Linked DNA regions of Mus musculus: region 1 is linked to region 2. The links are chromatin loops, found by intact Hi-C in ENCODE. Cell type or tissue: heart. All regions are shown on one strand.

Evidence for each region. A loop is a pair of places that touch in the nucleus more often than their neighbours do. Peaks named below come from ENCODE experiments on the same cell type or tissue, not always from the same donor. Only the 100,000 strongest peaks of a DNase experiment are listed, where the experiment ranks them.
Region 1: a loop joins it to region 2, with 2.4 times the contacts of the local background. A loop is called at or near these places in 3 of 42 quality-filtered maps.

Annotation. Positions count from the first base shown.
Region 1 is chr16:13,438,746-13,443,745 of GRCm38, forward strand. It overlaps Gm41421 (a long non-coding RNA gene), which reads left to right. Exons shown (of 2, transcript XR_875921.2): 2 at 1-1,456. Among named protein-coding and RNA genes, the nearest start is that of n-TTcgt5, 3.9 kb to the left of the region's middle. In heart, a CTCF peak has its summit at 1,921 (motif pointing left); a DNase peak (open chromatin) is centred at 1,966; H3K27ac peaks cover 136 bases.
Region 2 is chr16:13,665,407-13,670,406 of GRCm38, forward strand. Parn (poly(A)-specific ribonuclease (deadenylation nuclease)) reads right to left here and starts at 2,764. Exons shown (of 24, transcript NM_028761.3): 1 at 2,605-2,764; 2 at 2,128-2,205; 3 at 496-575. The coding sequence starts at 2,623. In heart, no CTCF peak of the experiment used is centred here; a DNase peak (open chromatin) is centred at 2,745; H3K4me3 peaks cover 1,592 bases; H3K27ac peaks cover 1,429 bases.

The DNA.
Region 1 (5,000 bases), 230 kb before region 2:
ACAGGAGAGGGGGGGCATGATAGTGCAGGTCTGCAATCCTAAAGATAGACTGAGAGAAGGGAGACAAGAGGATCCTTCATCTACCAGTCTAGCTGAATTAAGGAGCTTGTCTCAAACAATAGGCTGTAAGACTGGTAGTGTTGGCCCCAGCATTCAGGAGGCAGAGACAAGTAGATCCCTGAGTTCAAGGCCAGCCTAGTCTACAAATCGAGTTCCAGGACAGCCAGAACTACACAGAAACCCTGTCTCAAAAATAAGTAAGTAAATAAATAAATAAATAACGTTATTAAGGAGACAGGCACCCATGGGGAAGCTGTCGGAAGGGCTGTTTCCATTCGTATCCTGCACACTGTTTGTATTTTCTATAAGATGATGGTGTTGACATGTGAAGTTTATTTTCACGGAATCATACCCACAAAAGGAAGAAGCAGGGTGAGAGAGGAAAGAGAGAAAGGCTGCAAAGATGGCTTCTTAGAACACAGGCAGATGACAGCAGCAGGGTGTAGATTGTCTGAGCATGGAGTTCTCCAGCAGTGTGTGCACTCCTTTTGTTGTATTTGATGCTGTTCTGCTATTCATTTCTTTCTGAAGAGCTACAAAAGAGCAAGTCTCCCATCTTAAAAAAAAAAATGTTTCCACGGCAGGTGTGGTGGTATTTGCCTGTAAAACCAGCACTTTGGGGAGGCTGAGGCAGGAGGATGGGAGTTCAGAGTAAGCCTGGGCTACATGTAAGACCCTATTTTTAAAAAACAATACCATCACAACAAAAACAAACCAGGCCTTCACAAAGCCCCCAAGGTTTCATCACCAACACATACGCACACACATGCACATACACACACAAACACACACACAGAGCGAGAGGAGGAGGAGAATATAAGAGTACAGATTCACTTATGAGGTGTTTTCTGTTTTTAAAACCCTCTTGTGTCTGTGTCTGTACATATGTGTGTGCGCACAAGGGTGAGTGTCAGGTGGCCACCTCTCCTGCTTTCCACTTTATCTGAGGCATGTCTCTCAGTGAACCCGGAGCTCCCTGGCTGTGCTCCACTCTCTTGCCAGCAGTCTTTTGGGACTCACCTGTCCCCCCCACACCGATGCAAGGGTTACCGCCATGCAGTGCATCTCCTCGTACAGAATTTCCCCTGATGCTGGGGATCTGACCTCAGGCCCCTGTCAGCGCAAGCCCTTTACCAACTGAGCCATCTCCCAGAGCTGCTTGTTTGCTTGTTTGCTTGCTTGCTTGTTTGCTTGTTTGTTTGTTTGTTTGTTTGTTTGTTTAGAAGCTTTAAGATTACACAGGAATCAGGTTGAGACTAGTGTGTGGGAGGAGAGTATCATGGAACTGTGAAACCAGTGTGCTATGTGCTATCGGATTGGAAACTAGCGACCCAAAGCCTGAATTCAGTTTGTTTACACTTTGGTGAGTAAAGCTGGCCATGCCGGTGATAACCCAGGCACTTTCTGTTGGTTTATTCCACTTGTGTTCATGCACATATGAAGCCATGTTTGGAGCTAGAGCTCTTACATGGATTTCACGTCGGCAGGTCCCCCTGGAAGCTGCTGCCTTTGTGAAGAATCGCACACAGTTCTTCTTCGGATATGGGGAGGGGAGGGAAGAAGGTGGCTGATACTGGGGCTGGGGGAAGGGTTTGAACTGGACCCCAACATGGGAAATGACCACCAGGGAGAAGATAATTTACATGGCGAGTCTGTGACTTTCTGATAAGAAGAAACTAAATGCTTCTCATAAGCCTCTCTGTTCTTGAATAAACAGTGGTAGCAAAGGGCTTAAAAGGCTTCCTCGAGAAGAAGAAAATGCCTAAGTTCTGGGACAGGAACTAGCAATCTCCTAAGATCAAAGGAAGAACTGTTTGTCAACAGAGACTGCACAGGCACAGCTGCAACAGTGCCACCTCATGGCCGCATAAAGCTAAAGCAATCATGCATTCGACCCTGCCCCATTGGAAAGAGCCTGGATGGACCTGGCCATTTAACTCACTGTGCCTTGGTCTCCTCCTCTGCTGTAAAATCAGAAGGACACACAGTAACTTACTTCCCTCCAGTCTTGGGGGCGGGGATGATTGCAGGGCCTTCGGGGTGCTACGGAAAAATTCTACCATGGAATTACAGACCCCCCTTTTTTATTTATTTTGAGACAGGATCTCAGTAAGTTACCCAGGCCAGATTCTTGATTCTCCTGCCTCAGTGATGGCAGGTTTGCTCCATCACATTTGTCTCTGTCATGGACGACAGTTCTACAAAAGATACTTCATGCCATCACAACTGGTCACAGAAGAAACTACTCAATATCTGGAGAGGTGACAATAGCCACGGTTGGCTCAGGGAAAGTTTTGTTCTGGATTGCTTTAAGATATAGTCTGATGCTATTGTTATAGGGCCTTGGAGATGTGAGTGCCCACTTATTTTTGCTAAACAAGTCCCCCTGAGGTCCAGTGGAGACAGAATTCCACCAAGTTTCACTCTGGGGAACCAACGAGTTTATTGGGTTCCCTTACAGAGCACAGGAGAAGGGTGTGGGTGATCTTCCTTCAAAGTGCTGCACTGCAAAGTCTTTACTCAGCAGAGATAATGGCTTCCCTTAGCCACACAGATGGAGAACCCAGTTATAGGACACTCTTGTATACAACAAGTGGTAGAAAGCAGCTGGAAACTCAGATGAAGTCACTGGGCCTCGCGTTCCTCTGTAAGGGGCTGTACCAGCCAATAAGACCAGGTGATGCGTGTGCCCCAGTACATGGGTGCCCCAGTACTCATACCTACTGGCACACTTGTTTTCACAAGAACAGATCAACTAAAGTTCTAGTATAGTTCCAATTATTCAAGAGCAACTAATGTTAGAGGTTAGCGGGTATAAGTGAACACTCCAAGATGGCTGTTGTTTTGGAAGACACTCTCACAAACAAATACAAATCTCTCTCTCTTTCTCTCTCTCTCTCTCTCTCTCTCTCTCTCTCTCTCTCTCTCTCTCACAGACACACACACACACACACACACACACACACATTAATGCACTGGGGTGTAGCCTCATGCTAGAGTGCTGCTTAGCATAAAGCCCTGGGTTCCACTCCCAGCACCATGTACACATATACACAAACTAACTACACAAATTTAATTAACAATTTGATAACATGGGAATGAAGGAGCGTGCATATACACATTGCCCCCAAACGCTCCCTTGTGCCTCTTTGACATCTACTTACTTGTTTGAGTGTGGCAAGTACTTACCGCATGAAACCCTCCCCCTGGAAGCTCACGGCACACACTGGCTGCTAGGCGTTATGTTGATAGCAGAGCCCCGGCATTAGTTGCTCTTGCTGGAACTTTAGTTGATGCTCTTTCATGTGCGTGTGAAGAACTGTGTCAGTAGGCATGAGTATCAGTGCACACACGGGATTGGGTCTATGGACATCATCGAGTTTGTTTTTGTCTCTGCGACTGTGGAACTGAGGCTGTTTGGGACTCATGTTCCTGCTGCCTGAGCTCCCCAAGGGCTAGGATTACAGAGGTCCATCACCACAGCCAGCATTGGCTCCTCACAAGGTAAAGAAGTCCTTTCTCCACACAAGACACTCTCGTGAATCTGGCTTGTTGATAAGGATAGACCTCCAGGTTGGCGTGAGTGGTGAAGAGAAGCCAACAAAGAGAGGCTGCCGGTCAGGCTCACAGTTTCCTCAAAAAAACCATGTAAAGGGAAAGCACAAAGAGCAAACAGGCGAGGACCCTGGAGAGCAGGTCGCACTCAACCTGCACTCCCATGGACGAGATGCCAATGAAGAAGCTGTGTCCCTGACTCTGACCTTCTAAAAAGGGCAGGCCTGGCCGGTCCCCACCTCCCCACACCCTACCTGGGCTAACATCGATGCTTAGAAAGTGACATTAAAGAATAAAAAAGAAATATGGACGCTTTCATAAGAAAGTGAACAGTCGTACACATTCCTCCCTTCAAGCCAGGAGAGTGTTTCGGCATGAGCAACACTTAAAAGAAGTGTGACAGAGCTTGGAGTGTGCACTAGGGGGCCTTCTGCTGAGTTCACTGCGCTGTGGCTCTTGTGTTTCCCTGACCAGGAGCCCCCTCAGTCAGGGGAGTGTAGATGGGTGACTCAGTGTGGGCAAAACTGAACCAATGAGTCTGGAAGCCTCACTACATGCAAGATCTGCAAGAGACCTCTTTTCTCCTTTCTTTTCCCCTCTTTCTCCTCTGTTTTCCCTCTTCCTCCTCTTCCTCCTCCTGTTCTTCCTCCTCCTCCACCTTCTTTTTATTTTGGTGCAGGATAGTCTCATGTAGCCCAGGCTGGCCTAGAATTCTCTATGTAGAACAGCCACAAACGTCTGGTCGCCCTGCCTCCATCTCTCATGCTGAGGCACTTACAATCATGTATCACCATGCTGGTTTATGTGGCGCTGGGGATGGATCCCAGGGCTTTATACATGCTTGGCAAGCACTCTACCCACAGCCTCAACATGCTCTGCTCCAAATGCCTCTTGCCCAGTGAGGCTGTGGCCCTTTAACTATCAAACCCTTTAGCCAGCTATTAAAAAAAAGAAAGAAAGAAAGAAAGAAAGAAAGAAAGAAAGAAAGAAAGAAAGAAAGAAAGAAAGAGAATAGAAAAGAAATAAAAACAAAAAACCACAAAACTGGACTTTGAAGAAAATATGAAATTTCCTGATTTAAAAATGTTGGCCTCTGAACCAAATGTATTGCTATTATTTTAGATGCTATTTGGGCCAAATGAATACATCCAGGTCATGTGGACCTGTGGGCAAGCTCTAGGCGAAGAAAAACAACAACAAAAACTTCTGAATCTAGCAGGCATTTATTTTTAAGTTGCTGTCTGTGTAAGAGTCAGGCGATGGCTCCAGTGGATTTCAAAGAAGAGTTCTGTTCCCATGGCAAAGTAGACCTTTCATTTCCATTTAGTCCAGACCTTCTTGTATCTTGCTTCCTTGCTCCTCTCCCTGCTCTTCCACTTCTTCCT
Region 2 (5,000 bases):
CCTTTTACCTTTAAAAACCCTCATTTACCTATGGACTATGTCTGTCTCCTCTCTATCCAGAGGCAGCCTTTTGTTCCTCCATACAAATACCCCTGCCCCATCTCTCTGCCCCCTTTCCCTTCTCCCTTGTCCTCCCTCTCTTATGTTTATCTCTTATTCCTCTGGGGCAAAAACATGTCCTGTGTGTTGCGAGCTTGGTCTGGGGGCTTCTGAGCCAATACTGATCCTTTCAACTACATCATACTTATTTCCTACATATTGAATTAATATTCAAAGGTAATAGCCCTTCCCCAGAATGTCTTTCAGAGAACAATAAACAATCATTTTGTTATTTTTTTTAAACATCACTAAAATGTAACTTTCTGGCTAGATTTGAAAAGATGCACCTCACTTAGAAAACATGCAAGTGTAAATTTAATGATTCCGCCTTTCTGTAATTCAGTAGCAAGAGGAGCCACAGGAGAAAGGAAAGGGCTTTTGAGAATACCCACTTGCCTTTTTAAGCTTCTGATATCTCTCTTCTGGGGTGTCAAAACCACTTGTTAATGCTGTTACTGAGGGTCCATTGCTGATTCCTAGATCATAAAAAACAGATATTAGGCTGCTTCATAAATGCTAGTGTGTCAGTCTCCAGTGCTTATTCATATTCCCATTAGTTAAAATTAATTCAAAGTGCCTGTATCACACTTTTTAAAAATTAACATTCATCTGTGCTGTGGGTGTAGTTCACTGGTAGAAGTGCTTGCTTGCCTTGCACATGAGGGCCTAGGCTGGATTCTTACATTCACAGAGAAATCATAATTACAGGATGGAGAGATGGCTCAGTCAGCAAACTGCTTGCTGTGTAAGCGTGAGGACCTGAACTGGAATCCCTAGAACCCATGCAAACAGCTCCGTGCAGCACTGCCGAGAGCAGCGGATCCCTGAAGCACACTGGGCGACCAGGTGCATTGCAGGTTGAGACACTGCCTCAAAAAATAGAGTGTGGTTGAGGAAAAGCATTCAGTGTTGAACTCCAGCATCTATTCATGCACATGTGTGTACACATACTTAAACGCATACGTAGCACATGTGGGTCTACTGAGCTAACCAAGGAAGACTTGTACTAAAGCATTAAGTAATATCCTTATTTGTCGTCTAAGTACAGCCCTGGCCAGTCTCACAATACTATAGGTTTCCTCTTACATGATGTGTCTAGAGTGGTCACAATCAAAGACAAATGATGGCTGGTAGAGGCTAAAGGGAGTAATAGAATAATTCCATGAGTAGTTATCTATTTAAGATAGAAAAAGCCGGGCGTGGTGGCGCACGCCTTTGATCCCAGCACTTGGGAGGCAGAGGTAGGCGGATTTCTGAGTTCGAGGCCAGCCTGGTCTACAGAGTGTGTTCCAGGACAGCCAGGGCTATACAGAGAAACCCTGTCTCAAAAAACCAAAAAAGAAAAAAAAAAAAAAATCCAGAACTGGAGGATACCAGCTGGACAGCAACATGAGTGTAGTTAATGCTACCAAATTCCAAAACCACTTAAGAACAAATGCAATAGAGCTAGGAAATGTCTTGAAGCGTAAAGTGCTTGCCATGCAAACACGAGGACCTGAGTTTGGACCTTCACCATATAAAAACTGAGCATGTCAGCACACAGTAACAGGACCCCACAGCTGTCATCCTGGCACCTGTAACCCCAGCATGGATCTTGTAGGAGAGACAGATTCGGGGGGCCTGCTGGCCAGCCATCTTAGTAAAATACCCAGCTCTAGATTCAACAAGAGAAACACGTTGAAAACTTATTTTAAACATAAGCTACCCAAAAACAACCTCTGGCCTCCACTCATCATATACATATACATATTTGTGTGTGTGTGTAGTGTGTGCATTTCGAAATGATAAACTTGGATAGGTGTATTTTGTCACAGGAAAAAGACCTCAACCTAAACCCCCTGCTTTTTAACCATATACACCTAAATTAGTTTAAACAGCACCAGAACCATAATCTCTATCCAAAAATCTCACGCCCTGACCAACCACAAAACCACATCTCTCCCAGGCTTTTGCCATGACCAGTGAGGAAGGAGGCAGGGAGCCTTTGCAATACAAGGTGTAAGCCCAGAGCTTTCAAGGGAGTGATACCTGAAAACTCCCCATCGATGGCGAAGAAGTCAGCCTCCTCTATGGCCTGGTACACTTTGTGAAGATTAATCTTAAAATCTGCAGAGAAACCAAGAAAAGGCTCAGAACAGGTGGCCTGCCTTCCTGCCCACCAACTAAAGGGAGATGGGAGAAAGGGCCGGAGGAGCTCCCGGGGCATCGGAGAAGCGGAATAAGTGTTCAAGGACCACAAGGGACACCTCCTCCAGGGGTCACTAGATAAAGTATGCACGACTGAAAAGGGCTAGCCCTGAGCAGGTGAGCAGGGAAAAGAAAGGCATGGATGCCAAAGGTGCACGCTTTGCAGAGCGACAAGTCCCACCAGCAGCACCGCTTTTCAGAGGAAGTATTGCCCGGCGGGACTGACTTGTCCCGGGCCCCGCTAAACTCGAGAGGTCTGGGCCTAGCACGCTAGGTGGGCTTGAGGACAGGGATGGGGGTTGTGCGGCGGACACGCACTGCTCCGGATTATCTCCATCCTGCGGCGCAGACGGAACCTTGGCCCCGCCCAGGCTGACGCCGGTCCACGCGCAGAGTTCCGCAGCAAAAGCAGCGTGGGGATGTCGGAGGCCGCCACGAAACAGCACAGGACACTTCCGGAAACAGCGCGCGCCGCTGCGCCTGCGTCAGATCTGTGTCACGTTAGGGGCGGAGCCCGGGCCCTCCGGGCTGCCTAGAAAGGAAAAAGGGGCATTGCTATCAAAGTCTCAAGGCCTGGCCCATATGTTGGAGAAGTTTCCTGTCCTGAACCTGGTTGATCAAGAGACATATGGACTGGTTTCCCCTGGGTCTATAATTCCAGTCTGAGAAGGATGAGGCAGGAGAATTTGCAAATTCGAGGCCAGCTTAGGGAACATAATGAGAGTCTGTCTAAAAATTTTTAAATTAATTTTATATATACAAATATATAATTCTTGCTTAATTTGTGGGGTAAAGTGTTGGAGAAGTATACGTGCGCATTTGTGTGGCGGTCGGTGATCACTAGTAGTAAGCAAAGAAGGACCTCCCGTGGCTGTTCTTGTTCTCCACCTTCCTTGAGACAGGGTCTCTCTCACTGACTGAACTTGTTTCAGCCGGAGTGGCGCCTAAAATGCCAGTCTCTGACTCCCAACACTGGGTTTACAAGATTGCAGGGCTGTGCCTAGCTTTTTTTTCATGGGTGCTGGGGATTTGTCCATGAGTCTGGATGACTCCACAGCAAGTGCTCTTACCCACGGAACCATCTCTATGCCCCATATTGACTGAGTTCCGGTTCTATGCCACTCTGGTAGAAGAGAGACACTGTGATGACAAATCATGGTGGTTGTCCCATTGCAGCGTAAAACTTGGATAAGAAGAAAAAAAAAAAAAAGCCAGGCAGACATCAGACTTGCTACTTGGAAACATGATAGTTGCTATGGAGATAAAGAGCAAAATTCTGCAGCAGAGAGTGTTAGGTAATCAGAAAAGGCAGAGCCATTTTTGGGAGCCTACTTTGTGACCTAACACTCTACAAAAGTGGCAAGTACTCTTAACCTCTGAGCCATCTCTCCAGCCCTACATTCAGCTCACCTCAAAGAGTTTCAGGATTTTGTTAGCCAGCCCCTGCTGGCTTATTCCAGAGATAAAGTGTTCACAGGGGCTAGATAGTTGGCTGTTAACAACTGTAATCTTTCCAATATTTATCCTCCAAAGAGTAAATGAGACCCCGTGTGATGGCTATTCTTGGGTGTCAACTTGACAATATCTGTACTAAGCTACAATTCAGAAATGGAAGGCACACCTGTGAGAGATTTCCTGCTTGATTTACAGTGAGTGAATTCACTTCTAGTCCAGACCTCTGAGGTAGGAAGACATACATGCTTAATCCAGATCTTGAGGCAAGAAGACACACACCTTTAATCTAGATCTTGAGGTAGGAAGACACAACTCTAATCTGGGCCAACCTTCTGCTGGCAGCCTATGTAAGGACCTGGAAGAAGGAAGCGCTTACTCTTTGCCTGCTTACCCTGTAGGAAGTCCATTCCTTCACTGGCATTGAGGCCCTCCTTCCAAAAGACCAACTTAGACATCCAGCCTTGTGAGACTGAACAAGTACTAGAACCTTAGACTTGCTGGTCCCAGCTAGTCATTGTTAGATTATTTCCTCTCATATCTAAATATATACAGTTTGCTTCTTTATTTTAACAGAGTGCATTAGTGAGGGTAACCTAGGGTCACAGAACTTTGGAAATTATTCTCTGTCTCTGTGTGTATGTGTCTCTCTCTGCTTTGCACATCGGGAATGATGATACCTTTACCTGCCCTGGAGCTCGAACATCTCCCCCAGGATGCTGACCTTCAGAAACTTCTGTTAGAGACTAGACCTGATCTTCAGCTGAGATACATCACACAGGTGAGCAGCCTTGGGAAGATAGGCTTAGGACCATAGTTAGGAACTTAGTGTGAACCTTGTGTGATAAACCTCAGCGTAATACAACGTAACTTTCATTACACTAAATACTATGCATATCTATCTCCCTTCTTGCTTAAGACAGAGGCAGGTTGATCTACAGATTGAGTTCCAGGACAACCAGGGGTACACAGAGAAACCCTGTCTACAAACAAACAGGGGAAGTATGGTGGGACACACCTGCAATCCAACCATCTGGAGAGTTCATTTGAATTCAGGACTAAACCTGTTCTACAAAGGTTGTGTCTTATTTATTTATTTATTTATTTATTTATTTATAATATATGTGTGCTCTCCTGCATATGTATCTGCTGCCTGAAGATGGCATCAGATCCCATTACAGATGGTTGTGAGCCACCATGTGGTTGCTGGGAATTGAACTCAAGACCTCTGGAAGAGCTCCCAGTGTTCTTAGCCATCTCAC